Linked DNA regions of Mus musculus: region 2 is linked to region 1. The links are chromatin loops, found by intact Hi-C in ENCODE. Cell type or tissue: left cerebral cortex. All regions are shown on one strand. Links, peaks and the distances in the headings refer to the core of each region. The heading gives the core; the rest is flanking DNA.

Region 1 (11,657 bases), core at 1,880-9,879:
CCTTACATAGGTGGAAAGATCACTTTGGGCTTTTGACTGGGATTTGCATGTCAGCTATTTGGTCATTGTTATATTATGTCATCTATTTACATACTGTTATCTATATATCATCTGTCGTGTATCAAGTATATCTCTCAGACCTAACATCTACCTGTCAAATCTATCATCCATCTTCTACCATCTATCAAAACTGCTATCTATGTAGTTCCACACACATGTGCATGATGGCAACACTTATTAGACTCAGTAGATTATTTTTTTTTTTAAAGAGGGAGGCAGGACATAGTGGTGTGTGCCTTTAATTCCAGTAATAAGGAGGCAGAGGCTGGTGGATCTCTGTAAGTTTCCAGGCCAGCCAAAGCTACACAATGAGGTCCTGTCTCAAAAAAAAAAAAAAAAAAAGCCAACAACAACAACAACAACCTTTATTTTATTTAATATATGAAGACATGAAGTTGAAAAGGAGATGTCAGAGGGAGTCCAAGAGGAGATGGGAGGGAATATAATCAAAATACATTGTATACATGTATGAAATTCTCAGAAGAAAAAGTTAAAATACATTCTAACAATTGTTGATTATCACCTATTATTTGTCTGTCACCAATCTATAAATCTATCCGCTCTTGCATTTACCATCTATTTATCTCTCAAGTCTATAATCATCTTTTAAAACCCGCATCTATCCTCTGTCATCTCCCTTTCTGCCACTTGTGTGTTACCTGAGGTTGGCCAGGTACTAAGCAGACCATGTTGCTTGTGTTGTTCACCCTATCTTTCTCTACACCATGACCCTGACATTATTTGGTCCATTTCACCATACCAAGATGAGTCTCCCAATAATTAACATCTAGAAGGGTTGGCAGGCCCCACACTCCTGGATCCCTCCAGTTTGAGGATTTTCTCATTGCCCTATACAGTTGCAAAGAGAATTCTTGAGGTCACGGGTTTCCAGGAAGCCACTTCTCCAGCATCTTTAGCAGTTAGTTTCTAACTTCTGTGTGCAGATGGCTGAGCCTGCCTTGGCTTTCCTTTCAGAATCTTCCCCTTTTCCGTTATAACACAAGTAGGTTGTTTCCCGAATGCCTAGAAATCAAATGTTTGCTCAGTATGCTAGTGGGGATGTTTTCGCTCATTTTAATGACTAGGCTGGTTCAGCCTGTATGGGGGCTTGAGCTGTCCCTGTAAAGATGTGTCCTTCAGGCATCAGAGTCACCCCTGTGTGTCAGGTGCCACAGCCATCTCCTGGTTCTTCTTTGCCCCCCTCTAGATTTTTGTTCTTCATATGAAGTTCTAGAACTTCTTGACCGAATCTTCTATTCTTGGCCACCACTCCCTTTTCTGTTTTTAACGTGACAAGTGTGCTTTTTCATCTGCACTCAGTCCTCACTGATGAAGTTGCTGTCTTTCTATAAATACAGCATCCTCTAGACTCCCAGAGGATCGACTTTAGATTTTTCTCTCTCTTGTTTTTATTATTTTTTTTACATTGCTGTTGATAATTTTATTTTTTAATTTAATTTTATTTGTAATTCATTTTTTACACACTATATTCCATTCCCCGCCCCTCACCATCACCCTCCGACTGCTCCACATCCCACACCTCCTCCCCACCCCACCCCATCTCCACATAGTTGCCCCCACCCCCTACCCCACCTGACCTCTAAACTCCCTGGGGCCCCCAGTCTATTGAGGGTTAGGTGCATCATCTCTGAATGGACACAGACCTGAAAGTCCTCTACTGTTTGTGTGTTGGGGGCCTCATATCAGCTGGTGTATACTGTCTGTTTGGTGGTCCACTGTTTGAAAGATCTCGGGGGTCCGGATTAATTAAGACTGCTGATCCTCCTACAGAATTGCCCTTCTCTTCAGCTTCTTTCAGCCTTTCCCTAATTCAACAACAGGGGTCAGCAGCTTCTGTCCATTGGTTGGGTGCAAATATCTGCATCTGACTCTTTCAGTTGCTTATTGGGTCTTTTGGAGGGCAGTCATGATAAATCCCTTTTTGTGAGCATTCCATAATCTCAGTAATAATGGCAGGCCTTCTGACTTCCCCTAAGCTGAACCCCACTTTGGGCCTGTCGCTGGACCTTCTTTTCCTCAGGCTCCTCTCCATTTCCACCCCTGTAATTCTTTCAGACAGAAACAATTATGGGTCAGAGGTGTGACTATGGGATGGCAACCCCATCCCTCATTTGATGTCCTATCTTCCTGCTGGAGGTGGGCTCTATAAGTTCCCTCTCCCTACTGTCAGGCATTTCATCAAAGGTCCCTCCCTATGAGTCCTAGGAGTCTCTCACCTCCCAGGCCTCTGGTGCATTCTGGGGGGTCCCCCCAACCTCCTATTTCCTGAGGCTGCCTGTTTACATCCTTTCTGCTGGACCTCAGGGCTTCAGTTCTTTTTCCTAACCCAATACCAGATCAGGTTCCCCTCTCCCCTCCACTGCCTCCCCAACTCTCCTGTCCACATTCCATCCCAAGTCCCTGCTTCCCACCCTCCCCACTTGTGATTGCTTTGTCTCTCCCAAGTAGGACTGAGGCATATTCTATATGGGTCTTTCTTTTCTTCTCTTTCTTTCTTTCTTTCTCTCTTTCTCTCTTTCTTTCTTTCTTTCTTTCTTTCTTTCTTTCTTTCTCTTTGCTAATATCAACTTATTAGTGAGTGCATACTATGCATGTCCTTTGGGTTTGATGTCCTTTTGGGTCTAAGTTACCTCACTCAGGATGATTTTTTCTAGTTCCATCCATTTGCCTATAAAAGTCAGGTTGTCTTCATTCTTAATAGCCAAGTAGTATTCCATTGTGTAAATGAACCACATTTTCTGTATCCATTCTTCTGTCGTGGAACATCTAGGTTGTTTTCAGCTTCTGGCTATCACAAATAGGCCGCTATGAACATAGAGGAAAACGTGTCCCTGTGGCATGGTAGGGCATCTTTTGGGTATTTTCCCAAGAGTAGTATAGCTGGGTCTTCAGGTAGACCTATTTCCAATTTTCTGAGGAACCTCCAGATTGATTTCCATAATGGTTGTAACCCCACATCCAATAGAGGGCTAATATCCAAAATATATAAAGAACTCAAGAAGTTAATCACCAAAAAAAAAAAAAAAAAAAAAAAAAAAACCAAACAACCCAATCAACAAATGGGGTATAGATCTAATCCGAGAATTCACAACTGAGGAATCTCGAATGGCTGAGAAACACCTAAAAAAAAAGTTAAAGTCCTTAGCGATCAGAGAAATGCAAATCAAAACGACCCTGAGATTCCACCTTACACCAGTCAGAATGGCTAAGATCAAAATCTCAGGTGACAACACATGTTGGAGAGGATGTGGAGAAAGAGGAACACTCCTCCATTGCTTGTGGGATTTTTCTCTCTCTTGTAAAGCAACTGGAAATAATTGTTCTGGTTCCTTACCTTGGTGTCCCCTTTTTCACATGCTTCCCAGTTCTGTGTGACTTACCTTAGACATGTGACTGTGGGATGGTCCATTCTGAGAGCTGACAATCGTGCCATCATCCATTGCAGAGGTTCTAGAAAGACCCGAGTACCCTCGACAAGGACAGGAGAGGAATGCTTGGCTTTGCTGCAGTCTTAGGAACACCTGAACTAGCTTTCACCTGTCTGTTCCCAGGGCAATAAATGGAGTGGCAGGTTACAAATCACACACAGCCCCAGTGAGAGTCCTAGAAGTCCATGTGGTTTCCTAGGAGTCCCAGGTGCTTCTCTGAGACTTGCCCTTTTTCTGGACTCATCTCAAGTCAAGCTTACTCTGCGCTTTTTTCTGTTCTGGTACAAACCTTCCACTCCCCCACAGGCAGTTACAGGGAATAGGGTTCCCCATTGTATCCTCCCTCAGTATGGTTGGGTTCCCCATTACATCATCCCTCAGTGTGGTTGGGTTCCCCATTGCATCCTTCCTCAGTGTGCTCTGGCCTGATCCATGCATCCTAAAACCACCTCACACACCCCTCCCCACCTTTCCCAGTTTCCAGCACTAGGATATACTTCTTTCTGTGTCAGGCCCTGCAAGCTTTCATTGTCATTTGGAAGGGACAAGTAGGTACAAAAGCATCAGTTATACCCATAAGCCTTTTAGGCTAAACCACTTTTAGGGTTTCCAGGCAAAATCCCTGAAATACAAGATATTCACAGGTCAACTTGTTTGTTTTTCCCAAAACTATCCACCAAGATAAAAATCACTAGACTGCAACAAAGGGATTCCATTCAATCCAATGGGAGACTTCTCATTCTGCGTTTCTCTCCTGGCAAATGGTACTGGTTGACACAGTGTAGCGCAGTCTCTGAGAAGCCTACAGTGATGAAACCACTTTATCTTTATTGAGACTGTTTCCCAAATGTGTTTTTGCAACAGTAAATTTTTCCTAAAGTTTACAAATGTTCCTCAGGGAAGGCTGTGGCAGTATGCCGTGAGCAAGTACCCTGGATTGCTTGCAGCCAGAAGACAGTTGTTCCCCTTCTGCCTTTTGTTTTGTGAAATATAAAAATATGTCTTAATTCGCATGAGGTAGTGAAGGCCAAGGACAACCTCTTTCCAGAGAGACTGAAAAACAAACCCGCTTTCCACTTTGTCTGCACTGGGTTCCTGTAACCCTTAGTGAGGCATGAGGAAGCCTCCCTGGCCAGTGCTGTCTTCCTTTCCCAACATCGGTTTCCAGGTCCATCTCATTTGCATTGTTTATACTCTCCAGATGTATTTCTCGCTAGGCTAGCAGGAGGGAAGAGGCTATCCAAGGAGGGCGTTGTAGCTTAATATGAGGTGAAATGAGCTTGTGAAGCTGATCAGGGGATCACTAAAACCTGTTAGAATAGTTGCAGTTATCCTGTTCATATTTAAAAAAGCACTTTGCGATTCCTGCCAGGAAGCACTCCCCCGACTTCTCTCAGCCCGCTCTGGCACTCAACAGCAGCTCTGTGGCCCATCTCCAGGCTCTGTTCTGCTCCCTGTGACACTGTTAAGCACATGGTATTGGAATGAGCTGGGTCTGTTTTTCCCATCATGATGGTGAACCCTAGAGAGTAAGAACAGGTTCTCCTTTCTCCGCAGCAGAGTGTTGCCCCCACCCCCACCCCGCACTTGGTGCTACAACCTACAGCCTGTCATAGTCCAAGAGCCCGGGGTATCACAAGCCTCATGTCCTGAAGTGTGGATGGCCTCAGGTCCTTCGGAACCATAGTTGAGTGCTGCATTTAGACAGAGATCAGCACAGGGAGACCTAGCTCAGCCACCAGGATAACCCTACCTCCTCTCCCAGTGCCGAGGCTGCCAAAGCTGAGGTTGCATCAGAAAGCATTACAAATAAAGAGCAAACCAGTAAGCACCATTTCTCCAGGACCTCTGCTTTAGCCCCTTACACTAGGTTCCTGACTTGGTTTCCCCTGATGATAGATGGATTCTGATCTGTAAGCTAAGTCCTTTCCTCCCCAGGCTGCTTTTTTCTTGGTTACCCCCAAGGCCCATTATTAATGACCATTAAGCCATATACTGTACATAGGGATATCTTCCTTCCAACTATGTTGGTACCAAGCTCAGCGGCCATTTTCTTTAAAGAATCCTTTCCTGAACCCTTTGGCCTTCAATGGGTTCATCATTGGGTCCCTTGAAAGACTGCCTATGTCTTTCAAGGGACCCAACAGAAGTAAACTAGGACATTGAGTGTCTTTGTTAGGGTTTCTGTTGCTGTGAAGAGACACTATGTCCAAGGCAACTCTTATAAAGGAAAACATTTCATTGGAGGCTGGCTTCAGCAGTCTAGTCCATGATGATCATGGTGGGACGCATACAGAATGCAAGCAGACATGGTGCTGAAGAGGTGGCTTAAAGTTCCAAATCTGGATCTTCAGGCAGCAGGAAGAGAGGGTGACACTGGGCCTGGCTTGGGCATCTGAAACTTCAAAGTTCATCCCCAGTGACATACTTCCTCCATAGTGCCACACCTCCAATAATGCCACTCCCAGAACCTATGGAGCCATTTTCACTCAAACCACCACCCTGGGTTGGGTATGCTGAGTCTTTGCACCAGGTACAATGTTGACTCATATACACTCCCCCCACCAAATGACTACATAGACACTATAGAATAAGGGTATTTATACTCATGTCACATGATAAGTATGACTCAATTTTCCTGAAATTCAGAGAGCCACAGGCTTTTGCTATCAGTGGCAGGATCATAATTCTTGATTTAGGATGACCTTGGTTACCCCCAAGGCCCATTATTAATGACCATTAAGCCATATACTGTATATAGGGATATCTTCCTTCCAACTATGTTGGTACCAAGCTCAGCGGCCATTTTCTTTAAAGAATCCTTTCCTGAACCCTTTGGCCTTCAATGGGTTCATCATTGGGTCCCTTGAAAGACTGCCTATGTCTCTAAAACCCAAAGAGAATCTTTTCACCATTATTTTAAATATGGATGTGTACCCCTCCCCAAAGGAAGAATAACTCACTAGGCTCACCTTTTGAGCTCTAATAATTATCTCCAATAGACGCAGTGGCCAACTCAGTGTGCTCAGACCATAGATCACTTTCCCAAAGATCTTTGTAAGTAACCAGAGGCTGCAGGCAGAGGCAGAAAGATACTGGCACCAAGCTACCCTGCAGCAAAATGTCATTACACCCTCCTACAAGTCACACAGTCCTCCTCACAGTCACCTTCCCTGCAGAGCAGGTAATCATCTCAAATCTTGAGAGGCTATCACAGGAGCAAGCGCTCTAGCGGCATTTTCACAAGTGGCACTGGGAGACTTTGATATTGCTAACCCACAGAGTTTTGATATTAAAAATAAAAACAAACATAGAGCCAGAGCAAGAGGAGGGAGAGAGAGCTCAAAGTGCTGTTGGGAAGTGTTGAGCCTAAGTCATACCTTACAGCAGCCCCATAGTAGGAGAGCTATAAAACAAACCAATGGGAAAATGAGGTGGCCATGATGATGGCAATACCATGGAAAAGGAGGGATACCAGAACCTGCAGGTTATCGGCCATGGTCAGGGCCTTTCAGTAAGAAAAGCACCATTCCCTGGCCTGAGCAGAAGGCAGTTCCAGCATCATTTAGTTTGGGAGAGGTAAGTTGGGCACTGGAGGCCAATCCTGACGAACAAAGAAAGTCCATGATGTTGAGAGGGGACAGTGGAGCCAGATGTAGCACCACTGTAGGAGAGAAGGAGAGCGGAGGCAGATGTTCAGGGACTGGGAGTGCCAGTGCACCAAGAGCACAGGAGTTCTGGTGTTGTTCTAGGCAGATGGATGACAGGAAGGCAGCTGTCTAGAAGCAGGAGAGAAAGGAGAATAAGCATGTCGTACACAGTAGCAGAAGCCCCTCAGCTTTACTCGGGAAAGGGTCACTGTGTTCCCCATGGAAACCGCATCACTCATGCCAGAATGATAATTCAAACTCAGAATTATATGTTGTGAGGCATCTGAGAGACTTCAGGTTTTCCCCAATTTTCTTTCTCCATGGAGAGGTGAGGTACAGAGCTGGTTAGCCATTGCACCCTCATTCTGGTTAACCTACTAAACTTCCCATGTCTGCTGTTAAGTATGGACCATATGTTTACTGGTCCCCATTTCCTAGAAATGAAGTTTTGATGTTCAAGTCCAAATCTAACAGCAGAGTACTAAGTAGTAGCCGCCAAACCAGGGAAGGTGTTTCTCTACCTCACCGCTTGGTAGCCATGCATTTGAAAGGGAATGCAGTTTCTCTGTGTAATGTTTGGGTTAAGCCTCTGCTGTCACCAGGCACACTGCCTCTCCATCTGCTAATTGAAGGACAGGGCCCTAAGTCTAGCTTTCACAATCCACATCCATGTTTCTGTGTTGCTGGTGAGCACAGGGCATCCTGAGAAGACTTCCCCACAGTGGGTAGCCAAGCCTCAGGAGCCCACCTTCTTAAAATCAAACTGTACGTTCTTCCTGCCACAGCCTCCCAAGTGCTGGTGGTACAGGCTTCACCATGATCATACCCACCTTATGTTGTTCTTTTTAGAAATGAAACCACAAAACATGTTCATTAATAAAATTTGAAAGATGCAAAAAAACATGCAAGATAAAATTTGCTCAAAAGCTCATTGTAAGTTTGTTTAAAGGTTTAAATTAAACAGTAACAATACCCCTTTTCACCCTGGTCCTTTTCCTGAAAGCTAAATGCATGTCTCCGTATTATTTTTTCTCTTTTTAAAAGATGTAGTTCCTATGGCTTCATTGTTTTACATGAATAGATGCTGTTTCACTAGTCATTCATTCTCCAGCTGGGAACATGATGCCCATCTCTAGTTTGGGAGTCCAATGGAGCTTGCGAAGTCTACACATCGCAGGGGATTGTCTGTCCATGAGGGCTGGTACTTCCAGAAGTTAGTTCTAGAAGTAGTACAAAGGTGATAATATAAATGCTCAGAGCTATCACCAAGGTATCCTACAGAAGAAGATAAGAGTGTCCTTTCCCCACCTCCTAACATCTCTAAAAGTTTCCGTCATCCTACAGGCTGTATCAGTCTGATATTTGGTGTGAACTCAGAAGAGCTGTGACATTTTCAATCAAGTGTTCCTTAGTAGTGAGTTTCTATGTCCTTTCTGGGCACATGACATTGGGAGTATTTCCCTCTGGATTGCTTATTCATGGCCTGGACTCAGTTTCTACAGGATGATTTGATTTGTGCCTTTCCTGTTTCCTTCTAGGAGATCTTGATACAACTGTGTCCTGATCACTGTGTGCATTGCTACCATTTCCTTCTAACCTGAGGTTACCTTTGGCTCTCCTTTATGCTATTTTCCAGCCCACAGATTGTCTGCTCTGCTTAAGTGTAAAGCTGCACCTGTGCCTCTCCTCTTTGGGGGTATGGGGGATGCTGTACTGTTGGTTTCTTTCTCTCTTTCTCTTTCTCTTATTCTCTCTCTCTTTCTCTCTTTCTCTCTTTCTTTCTTTCTTTCTTTCTTTCTTTTTCAGCTGTTCTGTTTTGTTCCATAACAATTATCTGATGCTGGTCCTTCATTTCTCTTTGCATCACTTTTCTGCAGGCCTAATCCAATCACAAACTATTGTTTCATTTTGTATGGTCTATAAAGGTAAACCAACATATCGTGTATAAAAGAAAAGAAAAGCAGTGCCAGTTGTCTTAAGACTAAAAGGCCTGGCTCCAGTGAGGACCCATCACATGCCTGCTGGACCAGTAAAGAAATGTATCCTTAGCTGAGACGACTGGATTGCCGTTCCCAGTGGCTATAGGCTGATTCTTACAGGAGACCTTTTCCACCTACAGGGAGGCATGAACTGTATCTACCCCAGACCCCTCCCTGTATTATATTGTTTCTCCATTCCTCCTGGATCTGTGCCACCTGTAGTCCTAAGAGCCCTTTCATCAGTCTCTGCTCAGCTCACCATGTGTGTATGCCGATTCTGACGAACACAGAAGCCCCACTGCTGCCATGTTCCTAAACCAGTATAATTCTCAACTTCATTCTACACGTCTATCTTTATATCTGTAGATAAGTGTATGTATCTCTTGCCCATCATCAGATGTTTGTTTGTTTTGTTTTGTTTTTGCAGCAAGCAGGGACCATCACAGAAATCCACAGCTGGTCAAAATACAGAAAACAATTGACTGTGTGCTGACCATCCCCAATTGTTACACCTACAGCACAACCCCTGTCCCCAAGGCTCAGGGAACATTGCAGAAAAGGGGGTGGAAAGATTGTAAAGACCATGATGTCTCCTATGAAGTATTGTCTTCCACCCATGACCGGGAGTTTCAAACATAAAATCTTTTTTCAATGAATACTTATGTATTAAGCCCACACAGGTAAGGGTAGAGCTCAGAAACGTCTGCCCTCACCATGGATGGTACACAACAGTCCTCATCCAGGACCACATCCTCACTCCCTTCTCTTCTGCTGGAGCATCTCAGACTTGCATCACTTTCTACAATTACATCATATCCAGAAGGGTAGTAATAAGCTGGTTCCAAAGTTTGAGTCTTCTGAGAAGTGGGAGAAAGTGCCTGGCAGTCTCAGCTAATGGGAACCACTTTGTTTTTCTTTCACACCCATGAAATCTGACAATATGGTGCCCTAAACAAGACAGGCACAATGACAACACCAGATGACGTCCCAACATGGACGAGAGAACAAATTTAACAATTATAACAGTACAAATATATATGGGGATCATTTTAAATACTTCTGAAAAAAATTAAAAGAGGATGAAATACCTCACTAAAATGTTCCCCTGTGCTTGGGGTAGTGAGTCAATATTATGAAGACATCGTTCTCCTGAAGGCAAATTATAATGTTAATCAAACCTATTAAAAATGTCATCAAAGTAGTTTATGAAGTTAGGTAAGTTGATACTCGGTTTCATGTAGAAAACGCATTTAACAGTAGCCAAGAAAATACCGACAGGGAAACCTTAGCAGACATAAGAACACACAGTAGTGCCTCTGGGATTCAGGTAGTCCATAATTAGACCCAAGCATGCACTGGGTTTTGTTGCAAGATGAAAATGGTATCTTAAATCACTGTCCTTTAAACAAATATCAGAAGGATAACTGAAGAGTCATATTGAAGGCAAACATCAATATGTATTTCATATGCTACACAAGAGTAATGGAGTGTCTGAGACATCTAAATGTAAAAGTTGAGGCCAAAAATGCACTAGAGGCAAACAAGAAGTCTTTTTCGATCTCTTCATGAGAAATGGCTTTCTAACTGTGGCTCAGACTTATCCTTGTAAGCATAGTTAGAAGACAAAGGACCATGTGGGAGAACATATTGACAGGCTCCCTCTCTGCAGAGACAATGCTTTAAAAGTGGGACTTGGCATGATAGTACCCAGCTATAATCCTATCTCTTGGGAGGTGGAGTCAGAGGGATAAGAAGTTCAAGGTCTTCCTCGGGTACTTACCAAGTTTGAAGCCATCTTGGAATATAGAAAGCCTGTCTGGGAAACAGCATTGAGAGATAGGCAACCAGAATCCCCACAGAACAATGGGGAAGATCACGAACGGACAACTCATTAAAACTCAAATGTAAATCAGTTCTAAACATAAAGCAGTGCTCGAACGGAACTGTAATTACTGACATGCAAATTAAGACATGGATTCTCACCTGTCAAACTGACAACACATTCTGTTAGTCAAGAACATAGAGAAACAGACTTTCAGACATCAGTGGCTGGAAGGCAAACTGATACAGCCCTTCTGGAGGGAATTTAACAAAACACAAGTGTATTTATATTTGACTCAGCAATCCCACTTCTAGAAAACTACCATCGTACAGGTACAATACCAGTGATTAAAAAGAGACATATATGCTAGAATGTGCATTGCTTCTAACAGCACCGCACGGAAAACTCAGCATTCACAACTGAGGGATGATTGGATAGACACAGCGTATCAGCACAACTGAGTGCTATGCAGTTCTGAACAGAAACTGAGGAAGAGCTAGCTCCATGATTAATTCTGGAGGTTTTCCAAGATGTACTACTCTATGTGTCTGTACACATGTATGTTTGTGTATATACAGATACAGGGCTGTGTGCATGTATGTACATATATGTGCAGGCCAAAGGGCCATCTCAGGTGTCATCATTCACCTTGCCTGTGTGTTTGTGACAGGGTCTCTCAGTGTCTGAGAATTCAGCA
Region 2 (11,657 bases), core at 1,463-9,462, 51 kb before region 1:
TGTTGTCCCACTTCCCGAAGTGTAAGGCTGATGAATACATGCAGTGTGTGGAGCAGCCTTGCCTGGGGATCTTCTTTTCTTATTGTTGGTGTCACTTTCCTTCCCAGAGAAGCCAGAAAGCCCTCCATTCTGCAGCAACAGCAGCAGCAGCGTGGGGTGTGTTTTTAGACTCTGTTTCATCTCAGGGAACAGCAAGTGTGTTGGATGAGGTTGGCTGTTACTCTCTTTTGAGCTGAACGGTAATAAATAATTCGAGGCAGAAATATTCTCCCAGCCCTTCTGTTGGTTTTCCATTTTAAGAATCCTAGAAATGGAATTGGGTAATTCCTTGGAGTATTTTTTGTAATTGGTTATTTGCTAATAGGCCAGGATCACACCTGTTCTGTTACTATGCTGCAGGAAATACACTGGGTGTAGAAGAAAGGCATGTTCACTTTATATAAAGTGAATCTGCGTCATCCGTGGTCTCCTTAGTAACACAAAGAATAGTGAGGCTTGCGATGGGTTAGATACTGCAAGCCCATTGTCAGCTGAGGGTATTGCTAAAGACAAAGCATTTGATACAGCCCCAGCCAAGCATCTCAGCCTAGCTTGGATGGCCTTTAGCCAGATTAGAACACTCATATCAGTTTGTCTCTAGCTAAGCATTCAACACATCCCTACTTTATAGTGGAGTGCTAAGGATTCATAAGATATATTGAGTGCTGTATTGAAGGTAAAAGTCACATGGCTGTGTGGGTATTCCTCATCTTTGGGTGCTTTATGTATTTTGAGGTACAGTGTTCACTTGAATGGATTATCACCATCCAAGAATTGAAGGAGTATAAGTTGGAGGCTATCTTATAGTGAGTGTTTCGTGTCATGAGGGAAATAAACCACATGGATAAGAAGTCTGGAGCTACATTTGTAAATGTGTATCCACACATTCATGTTTAAGATCATGCTTGTACACAGAAAGCCTGCTAAAAAGTTTTAATCTTCCATGCTCCCTGGTCAAAAGTCCATAGGTATGTGTGTAATTCCGGAAGAGCCTATACATATTTAGAGAAGGAGGCACAGAGAGAGGTCCATGCTTCCCACACAAAGACCCGAGTTACAGATGTGTCAGGGATTCAGTCCACAACTACTCAAAACACTGAGCCATTATGAGTTAGGTCCAGGACTTTGGCTATCTGATGTTAACAGTGTATTCTTTTATCCCAATGTCTGCTGACCGACCCCTGGTCTGATCCTTCTCTTTTTCCCTCCCCCTGACCTCTTGCTTTCTGGGAAGAGAGAACCACAGTGAGATTGAGCGGCGCAGGCGGAACAAGATGACTCAATATATTACGGAACTCTCCGACATGGTTCCCACCTGCAGTGCACTGGCTAGGAAGCCAGACAAGCTGACCATCCTGCGCATGGCGGTCTCGCACATGAAGTCCATGAGGGGCACCGGCAACAAATCGACTGACGGCGCCTACAAGCCTTCCTTCCTCACTGAGCAGGTACCCCAGCGTTGGTGTTGTGGTGTTGTGGCCAGTGGAAATTGGAGGGATCCTTAAGGTCACAAGCCTGAGATAAATTATATAGGAACATGCAGTTGGGGAAGAGGTGAAGGCAAGAAATTTGGCTTCCATTCTTCAAAAGGAGGTACTCTTCAAGAGTGGCAGATCTGTCTATTGTTCCCTCTTCTAGCTTCCATAAACCTCAGTGAGGAGTAGTTTAAAACACAATGTGAAGAGCATGCTGATGCAGGAAGATGGCAGTGACACCATAATCCTTATGTAAGGGTAGTGAGATAGCCATGCCTTTGGAGTCACAAGAGCAGTGACAGTGTTGTCTGCAGGGTCATCACAACCAGCACTGGCAGGCACTCATGGTCCTGGTCCAAGTCACATCTTTCTGTGCTGTTCATTTACTTTCGCTGACAAGCCACTGCTGTTCATCACTGTTGGACAGGTGAAGAAATCAAAGCTTAGAGAATTTCCCAGGGTCAGTTGCTTAGAGAAGGAACTGGAGACTGGTCTACTAAAGCCACGGTTTCACACCCATGCTAACTGTGGAGAAGAAAAGCATGAGATAGCAACACAACATCAGTAAGTGGGTTTACGTGAGCCTGAGGCTTGTCTTCTGAATCCTTGTCTTTCACTTGGTGATCTCAGTGAACATCGGCTGGTACTTAAAGCTTTAGATGACTTGTCTAGTTAAACATAGGGCTTTGACTTTCTGGTTTCTATAGCTTTCCTAAGATTAATGGGCTGATGGATCTGGTGGGAAGAGGTGAAATTACATGGTTGTCAGAGGTGTTAATTTGAAAGTACCGAGTATCTCATGTGTGGAATCTTGAGTAATGGAGTGTTTAACAAGGCAGAATGTGAGGCCAGAATGAAATTGAGAGGAAGGGACTGGGTTGTACCAGGGGCTGTGCTCAGGACAGGGGCTGTAAGGGAATCACAGACTGAACACAGAAGAGCTCAGCATAGGGACTTCTAAAAGAGGCACAGTGTATGCAGGGGAGAGTGGAGGAGGCACGAGGGCTCATTAGCTGTGCGGTGCAGAGCATCTGTCCATGTTCAACAGCAGGTGTAGAAGAACAAGGAACATAAGCCAGCGCCATAGCCCTCTGTCCTGCACAGGTGCCTCGGCAGGTGCCTTACCTACTCTGATCCCCCTTGAAATCCTCCCAGGGGTCACTTCGTTCTTCATGCTGAGGGTTTCAGGAAGAAGGTAGTGGCCATGTTTGGTCTTAAATAGGGAGCATGGTGGCCAAGGTATGGCTTTCTACCCTCATTCCATCTCTGTAAAACTGAAAAGGATGCTCGCCCCCAGCCCAGTCAATGTGTGAGGAAGGCATCCCTGAATAGACTGCTTATCATGGGGACGTTTCTATAATGAAGATTGATGGTGAGGTCTGACCTGCTGGGAATTTAAGTACTACCAACATGCCTCAAATGTTTTCCCTGAATTTATTTAATCCTCACAAAAGGACTCTAAGCGACTACAGGAAGATTGCAGCGAGAAGGCAGCAACACATTTATGTGCCCCATCCATGCTTCTTCTCTCTTGATCACATGTACATTTACAGAACCCTACCATGTGACAAACCCTTACTTAGCCCTGCACACCAGAAGCTCACTTAACACCCCCCAAATTTCACTGAAAGCAAGCTTTGGAATATCAGAAGCCAACACCATTAAATATCATGCCAGAGTTGTACAGCTAAGAGGAAGGGCATGGGTGGGGTCTTTTTTACTCCCAAACCCAAACTGATTCACTGGAGAAATGAGAAAAGGCCAATTATAAACAATGTGCTCTCAGACGATGAACCTCAGGAGAGAGTGTGGGAAGAGATGAGTGAAGGCGATTTTGTCCTGTTAGACCTTTGCAAACAGGGTAAAAACACATGCAAGACAAAGCCACACGGCCTCCTCCAGTGACAGAGAAATCTCTCCTGCCCCACACATCTTACTTACCCCATTATTTACAAGGGTCTTCCTGTTGAGAAGGTTTTTCCTGAAACTGAGAATAAAAATGCTGACAACATTCTTAGAGCCACACACACACATCTGAGAGACACAGGAATCAGAAGTGCGCATGGGAAATCCACAGAGCAAACTTTTTTGTTGAAAAAATGCTTGTGCCGTCTGCATTCACCCTGGTTTCCCAGGCTGAATGTGTTTGAATTGCTCCCCAGTCAGTGCCTGCATACAACCACAAAGCTCCTAGGCTGTGTTCCCAGAAGACCAAGGTCTTCTAGGGGCTGGGGCACCAGGACATGTTAAGTGATGTGACCAGAGGCTCTGGATTCTATCCTTTGCTTTCTCGCAGGTGCCCCTGACTGTTGTGCCATAACCATTCCATGTGAGATTGCATTTGAACATTTGAGTCTCAGATGGGGAGAATGGTTGCTTACTGCTGACCCCAGAGGATGACTTTGTTCTTTGGGGCCTGGACAATGTGTGGTGAGGAGGTTGGAGTGGTGGGCAGACTCTGGCGTTTGTGGAAGAGTTAGCTTCACACCTCCTGCAGGCCAGGAGTCCAGCTATTTTATTTAGCTTGATGAGAAAGGATGTAGCTAGTTAACCCCTGCGCTGCTTTTAGGCATGGATATCTCATTGTATAAAAGTTGCCTCGTTCATGACCCCCTGAGGTGACAGCAGTACTTCTTGCTGCTCATCTATCAATCCAAAACACTTACGTGTCTTTAATGACCATCATATCACTGGTAAGCCTGGTAAGAAGAGGCCAGTACAGCAGCCTCTTCTCAGTATTAAGTGATGTGGCTAGTTCGTTGTTCTCTGCTGCTTCGTGTGCTGTCTTTGTCTGATGATATGATGTCCTAGAACCCCAACAGACATGTAGAAGTCAGGGGATAGCCTTATACACAGTGCCAGCATTGAGCTGGCACATGCTAGAACAAGAGGAACAAGAATGCAATGTCCCCACATGAGGGAAGACTCCTTCTTTCTTGTGGTTTCTTTCTCTCTTGTCTCTTTCCACCCTCCTTCCTTCTTACTATCTACTACCTTTCTTGCCATGCACAGGGTGCTGGGTCCTTCTGCAGTGTCATGACTGCAGTTTCAGTACACGAGGGAAGTACCTCAGGAAAATGGCAAGTCAGCAACTCCTGAATATCATGACCTGCTCTCTCGTCTCTCTAGGCTGGAAATGGCCCACTCACTCTCTCCGAGAAAAGACAGTGTTTTTTTAGGGATGGTGCAAGTTTTGTTCATTTTTCTAAAATATAAGTTAAGCCTGTGAAACGCTGTTCATCAGCACAACTCCTTGCACAGTGAACAGCTACACGCAGAGAGGTGAGGGGGCTGATTAAGAGAAGATAATCGATCTAGGTCTGTTAGGACCCTTGCTGACCACGGCCTTTCCTCCCCAGGAACTGAAGCATCTCATCCTGGAAGCCGCTGATGGATTTCTGTTTGTGGTGGCAGCTGAGACAGGGAGAGTCATCTACGTGTCTGATTCGGTCACTCCTGTCCTGAACCAGCCACAGTCAGAGTGGTTTGGGAGCACGCTTTATGAGCAGGTGCACCCTGATGACGTGGAGAAACTGAGGGAACAGCTGTGCACTTCGGAAAACTCCATGACAGGTCAGTGTAGCTTTCTTTGTGTGGCCATTTGAGCTGAAAATTGTACTTTTGGTGGTGGTGGTGGTGGTGGTGGTGGTGGTGGTGGTGGTGATGGTGGTGGTTGTTCATAAATTTAATACCAGCACTGCTGAGGCAGAGGCAGGCCAGCCTGGTCAACAGAGTGATTTCTAGGGCAGGCAGGACAACACGGAGAAACCCTGTTTCAAAAGAAAATGATCTTCCAGTAAACACATTTGGAAGCTAGAAGTCATAAAATATCCTAAAGGTGAGGTGATGTATTTTATTTAGTTGTGTATGCCTTCATTCACAGTATCTTCAATTTTTTGTATGTCACTTTTAGTCTGAATTTTACCTGTAATTAGAGCATGTGGCCAGCAGGAGGTGCTCTTTCCACATTAGCGAGACCCAGATGTTCTCTACGTATCACTGCTATCCATCACTTACAAACCAGGCCTTACCCACCTGAAATGCAGTTCCATATTGAAACATCTAAGTAAGTCACTTCTGCCATAATAACAGACACTTTCTTCAAAATCACTTTTCTGTTCAAAAACATGCAATAAATCTGCAGAATTCAGTGGGAAAGTGGGTTGGAAGTGAAACACTCCATAGCAGGTAAAAGTTAAAGTAGGAACTTATTGAAAATGACAGCATGGCTTTAGATGACAAATGGAAATTCATAAGTATTATTAAGCATGGTGCTTGGCCTGGAAAATGACAGGTTTGGTTGAAGAAATGGGTCTCAGAAGGTGTTATCACCTATGTGCTCTCATGAAATTTTACCAGGACAGTCATGAAAAATCAGCCGGAGAGTTTTAACAACAAATGTAGATAATCATGATGAGTTGACATTCCTTTTGATAGTTTTGTAGTTGTCTGGGGTGTGAGAGTGATATGGCTCTCTAGTTTCAGCCAGATGCGGTGTTCTGTGCTCATCTACTATTTCCCATGGATAAGAAAACACAAAACTCACATTTCTCTCTAATTGTTCCCTAACATATCAGTCAATTTGGAACAAATGTATATTTTCATAACAGAAGTTATAGATGTGTTCTATTAAAGTATTTGCATTCTTTTATATAACTCACATTTGTGATATATTCCTCCCTGACTCTGCTGTGTGTTGCTGGAGTTCTCATGCTTATATCTAGCACAGTGCTAAATTCTGGTGGTTTGCATGTAGCAGCTACTCAGCAGAGGCCTAATCAGTAAGTGAGTCACTGTTCACTATAGTCACCTCAGGCCTCTGTGACACATCTCGTAGTCTGAATAAATCCAACTGCAGGAATTGACTTTCTTTCATAGTTTGGAGGCTGGACATTCAATCTCTTAGTCCAATTTGTCTGAAACAAACTACTATGAACCGTGCATGTTTAAATATAGGGATGAAAAGATGGCTCAGTGGCAAAGAGCACTTACTTGCTTCTCTTCCAGGGGACCTGAGTTCAGTTCCCCTGAACTCAGTAGATCTGGGAACTGAACTCAGGTCCCAGAATTCACATTGGGCAGCTCACAACTGCTGTAGCTCCAACTCCAGGGGATCAAATGCCCTTTTCTGGCCTTTGCAGGCAACTGCACTCACATTCACATAACCAGATGTACAGATAAAACGTGTATGTGCCCTCACATTAAATTAATTTACGTGTGTGTGTTGTGTGTATTGTGTGTATTTTTCTCACAGTTTTAGAGATTAGGAAGTCTAGAATCAAGCTGAAAGTTAATATGTCTAGTGAGTGCCCACTTTCTGGCTCCTAGATGCCTCTATCTGTGTCCTCACAGAGTAGAAAGGACCATCACAGTCACAAGGACTCCGTGCTCATGACCTAATACTCCTACCACCCTGGGGATTGGGATGTCAACCTGCCTAGTTGCATCAAGCACTAAGTTCATTTTATCCAAGATCATGGTGTCAGCAGGGTTACTTCTCCAGAGACCTCCTATTAGTTTCCAGATGCTTCCCCTTGAATCCTGCATGATCTTTTCCTGTGTATGCATTCCTAGTCCTTTGAAGGATACCAACCATATAACCTAGTTTACCTTCATTACTTCTTTAAAGGCCATACTCCAAAAGCAGTCACAGTCTAACATTCTAGGAGTTAAGTCTTCAACCTATGAATTATTGAGGGAGGGTTGCAATTCTACCCATAACACTTAGAATCAAATCCAAGTTAGTGGTGTCCAAACTGGCAGACATTGAGCTGTTTCTGCAGGAGCTGTTTTCTTCGGTGCTGGTAATCTATGGATAGAGATTTAGCATGGGGATAGGACTTGTGTATCAACCATCTATCCCATCATGCCCGTAAAAGAACAATGCAAGCTCAGTCTCAGGAAGACACTGTTGCTCCCTTGCTGAGCTGACATTGTAAGGGACAGATTGTGCATTTCAACCCTTGGGAACTGTGAGAAAGAAAGGAGTAAGCCAGGAAGTGTTGGTTTAAAAGCTGAAGTCACCTCCTCTGGAAAGAGCTGGTTTTCCCCAGAATTCTCTGTATTTGGCCACAGGATGTGGCTTCTTCAAACCCATCAGGAGACCCAGATGGCAGGGGAAGTGGTGGCCAAAGGCAGTGCACGTTCAAGCCAAGGTGCTACTGACTCACTCATTAGAGGCTACTGGATATTTCTCTGTGAAGTCTTTATGTATCTGACTGAATAGAAATGGCTTTGGAGAGATTGTGAGCAGTAGTCACAATAACCAGAGAAGCACAGTATGGTTGTTCTCCCAGTGAGCTGTGAACAGTCAGATCTCTGAGCTCTCTTGCTAGCCTGGCTCCTCTTGAAAAGAAGATGGGGTTGGAGATGTGGGTCCTGATCCTTAGGGTGTGAGAGAGCCCAGAGTTCTGTTTTAGAGTCACATAGTGAAATGGACTCTCCTGGGATACACACAAGACTGTTGAGCTGGGGGTCATGGCTTGAAACGGCTCCTTGCAACCGGGCTGCGTGTTGAGGGCAGTGAGGCTCACTGAACAATGCAATGCTCAGTGGTGCCCTGGACAGAGTGGAGGTTGATTATTGAGCATCCAAAGTGTACATTTAATATAAAATTTTTCTTTAAAAAGTTTTAAGGATTACTTAGTGCCTTTGATTATGGGGCAAGGGTCTTAAACTCTTCTGTCTCTGAAACTCTGTGACTTGAGGTAAAAAATAAGTAAATATGGGCCACTTGGGGATGTAGTGATGACAGGTACAGGGTCAGGAAACTAGGAAAGGCCTGCTAGGATAGAGGTGTCTTAAGAACAGCCAAACCCTCCCTTAAAGGAGACTCCCTCCTCTAAATCTCTCTCCTAGGAGGTGGACGTTCCCATTCATTGGACCTGCAGCACCATCTGTACTGCACATAGTCTGAGGAGTCTTTGTGTGCACAATGAGAGACGGAACAAACAAGGGAGCCAGGGCAGATGTACAGACTGCTCTGTTGACCCAGGGACCTAGGAAGTGATGTTTGCACAGAGGTGTGGTATCTAGAAGAGATAGTAGGGTTCTTTGTTGAGTTAAATCTTTCCATAGCTAGTCAGGTGTGACCAAGGGTGGTGAGAAGAGTCTTGGAAGTACCACGGAAGTGTGGATCATTGCAGTGGTTTGGTCCTTCTGTGAATGAGGGCTGGACTCTAATGTTATTGAGAGTCAGTGGTGGCACCTTCCTGAGGCTGGCAGCAGCAATGTAGAAAATAGTCATAGCCACGGAAAGGCTGCTGAGAGACTACGTTTTGCTCTGGTATTTTCTTGGAGATCTTGGAAAGTTCCTTTCTTCTTTTATCTTTGTTCACCTCCCAGCACAAGAGAGATTCCCAAGGCTCCTTCCATCTCTGAATTTATTCTCTCATCTAAGGTCTCCAAATAGGATCTAATCCAGTCCTTGGAAAATGGGAGGGGAAGAGGGGCTAAAGCCTGGGCAGTAACATGATAGGCCAGCACTGTGCTGAAATGCTGTCACTGCCCTTTCAGAAGGCAGCAATGGAGGATGTCTTCAATGACCTATATCCAGCCACTAGTTACACTAGTCTCTGAGTGCAGCGTTCACCAGCTGGCAGTACATGCTGAATGTCGATGTGTTTTTCAATAGACCTACTCATAAAACCAGGCACTGTGCTAACTGCGTGATGAAAACATGAATGGCGGTTTGCAGGGACCTAACCCTGGCCTTTTCTTAGGAGCAGTTGTCCACAGTAGCCTTATGAAGCACACCTGTATCAAATGATGTGAACTGATCCTGATTCTTTTTCTTTCCATCTCAGCTTGCCTTTGTTTCTTGTGGGGCTCTCAAGCAATACCACACGTTTACATGTAGTTCTGGGCTTGGGGCCTCTGGCTCAGCAACTATCTTGCAGAATGGCTTTCTGCCAGAATCTCTGTGAGTGTTCCAGGCTTGCCTTTCTTAGCTCTGTTTAAATTCCTTTGCTCTGTCCTGCCCTGACCCATCCTAAGGGCTAAGGAAAACTCAGAGCCAGGCTTCAAGGCCAGTCTCTCCATCCAAGGCACTTGTACCCACACTGTACTCAGAGCCATCACTACTGAAACTAGAAGCTGGATAGAGGTTTATGGACACACCACCTACTTTTCCACAGGGCCATTGCTGCCTTCTGGATTAGTAGAGACAGCACTTCAACACAGCACTGGCCTGTCTCATTACTGCTCCAGGTTTTAGTCCCTCTCCCTCTACCATTTCAAGATGACTCTTCAGAGGAAGGAGGGATGCCAGGCAGCAGTGTATAAGGTGGTCCTGATGGGGAGAAGGTGTGGTCGAGACAGAAAAGCACCTTGTAGTTAAGAGGGCTGCAGAAATAACCATTTTAGATCTCTGAGTGATATGAACAGTCACCCTCAGTGAGGAAGGGCTGGGGAGGGTGGAGAAAGGCCCAGGGCTTTCCAGGTGGCAACAGGTCCTCTAGTTGTAACCAGATATACCCAAGCACCAGGTTCAGAAAGCAAGCAGGGGGCAGCAAAGACACCACCCAGGAGACAAGGAGGGAGCCTATCCTCTCAGTGTTGTCTGGTGGTTGAACTCTGGAAAACCTTGGTCCTGGTGAGCTTAAACTGAAGGCCCTTTGCCAATGACCCCAGCACCTCCCTGGGAGGAATGGCTTCTGTTCTCCAACCCGAAAGAGGATGTGGGAAAGGTTAGTCTGTGGGCATTTCCAGAGGAAGTTCATTTGGTCCATGTCCCCTGCATTGCCTTCTGTGGTTAGGGATCTGCAGGGTTCTCCTGAATTCAGGTAATTGGGTCAGCATTTTGGGTCGGAATAGGGAATAACTTTGAAATAGACTGCCTGATGGTAGAAGTGGGTGCAAGCAAAGAGTAAACTAACTAACTAACTTACTTACTTACCTTCCTTCATTCATCCCTTCCTTCCTCATTCCCTTCTTCCCTCCCTCCTTCCCTTCCTTCCTTCCTTCCTTCCTCCCTCCCTCCCTCCCTCCCTCCCTCCCTCCCTCCCTTCCTTCCTTCCTTCCTCCCTCCCTTCCTTCCTTCCTTTTTCAATGACCACTTATTCGCTAATTCATGAATACCTGTTTTAGATGTCTGTAGACAGGTCACATGGGATGCAGCTCACCCTGCAACCATCCTCTCCAGCTCCTCACCTCCCAGCTTCTACTTTTGAGTAAACCTCCATTTCCCAACTGCTGCAGCCTGGATTCTTTGTCATAATTTGGGGAGAACCCAAGCTAGGTTGGTCCCCAAGGCTTCATCTGGAAATCCCCTCTGTATGAGTCACTTACCCCAATCAGCTGTGATTAGGCATTCCTATCTCCTTTTGAGTTTTGCTGAAGTCCAGGGATGCTTTGAATCTTGGATCACAGTATTTGGCCAGGCTCCTGTCCGGGCACAGATAGCTGCTCGGAGAGCCGGCCACCAGGGAGCCATTTTCAGCCAGCTGTGCTCACAGCCTCTCATCAAGCATTTTCCATGAGAGCTTCAAGATGCCATGTACACTCGAGAGTCTCCCAGTCTGTCTGGGAGAGAAGATACTTGTGGGATTTTAGATGCTTGTGACTTTCATTTTCTCATTCAACTCTAACAGTGAAATATTAATATCTATAATTAACCCACTTACATTTCTATGGCACTTTTTATGCACTCTAGAGAATAACCACCCACACTGCATACCATGTTCAGTCACAGAGTACTGAATATACTCACCCAGATATACTCACCCAGAGTTTGGGGGAGAGGACCTGGACTAGGTGATAACTCTTAGGCATAAGGGAGAGATGAGAACCTTATATTTTCTGGCCTCCTCTGCTTCATTGTAGTCCTGAGCATAAAGATTGCCTCCAATACCCCTGCATAACCAGCAATCAGTCCAGTACAGCAGCTCATTCCAGGCAGGTCAGAGTAGCATTGAAGGCTCAAGTATACATGAGAGGTGGATGGTGTCAGAGTTGTGGGACCGAGGCAGACAGTCCAGGTGTCTCGCTGCCTTTCCGTAGTCTCCAGCAGTGATTCTCAATATGGTTCTCCATTAGCTATGTGAGCATCATTTCTGAACCTTCTGGAAATGAGAGTCTCAGCTTACCCTGCATCTACTAAATCAGAACTACAACCCAGCAGTCTGTCTGTTAACCCACGTGCTA

The links. A loop is a pair of places that touch in the nucleus more often than their neighbours do. Peaks named below come from ENCODE experiments on the same cell type or tissue, not always from the same donor. Only the 100,000 strongest peaks of a DNase experiment are listed, where the experiment ranks them.
Region 2: it touches region 1 in a loop (2.8-fold over the local background); 5 of 42 quality-filtered maps call a loop at or near these places.

What each region holds. Positions count from the first base shown.
Region 1 is chr7:84,286,534-84,298,190 of GRCm38, reverse strand. The region is part of intron 8 of Arnt2 (aryl hydrocarbon receptor nuclear translocator 2); the gene reads left to right. Among named protein-coding and RNA genes, the nearest start is that of Gm25790, 31 kb to the left of the region's middle. In left cerebral cortex, for the core only: no CTCF peak of the experiment used is centred there; DNase peaks (open chromatin) are centred at 4,623 and 4,902.
Region 2 is chr7:84,337,172-84,348,828 of GRCm38, reverse strand. It overlaps Arnt2 (aryl hydrocarbon receptor nuclear translocator 2), which reads left to right. Exons shown (of 19, transcript NM_007488.3): 4 at 1,274-1,487; 5 at 4,874-5,087. Gm30873 (a long non-coding RNA gene) reads right to left here. Exons shown (of 3, transcript XR_869767.3): 1 at 11,238-11,657; 2 at 10,593-11,032; 3 at 958-4,321. Among named protein-coding and RNA genes, the nearest start is that of Gm30873, 6.2 kb to the right of the region's middle. In left cerebral cortex, for the core only: a CTCF peak has its summit at 5,455 (motif pointing right); DNase peaks (open chromatin) are centred at 9,156 and 9,406; H3K27ac peaks cover 498 bases.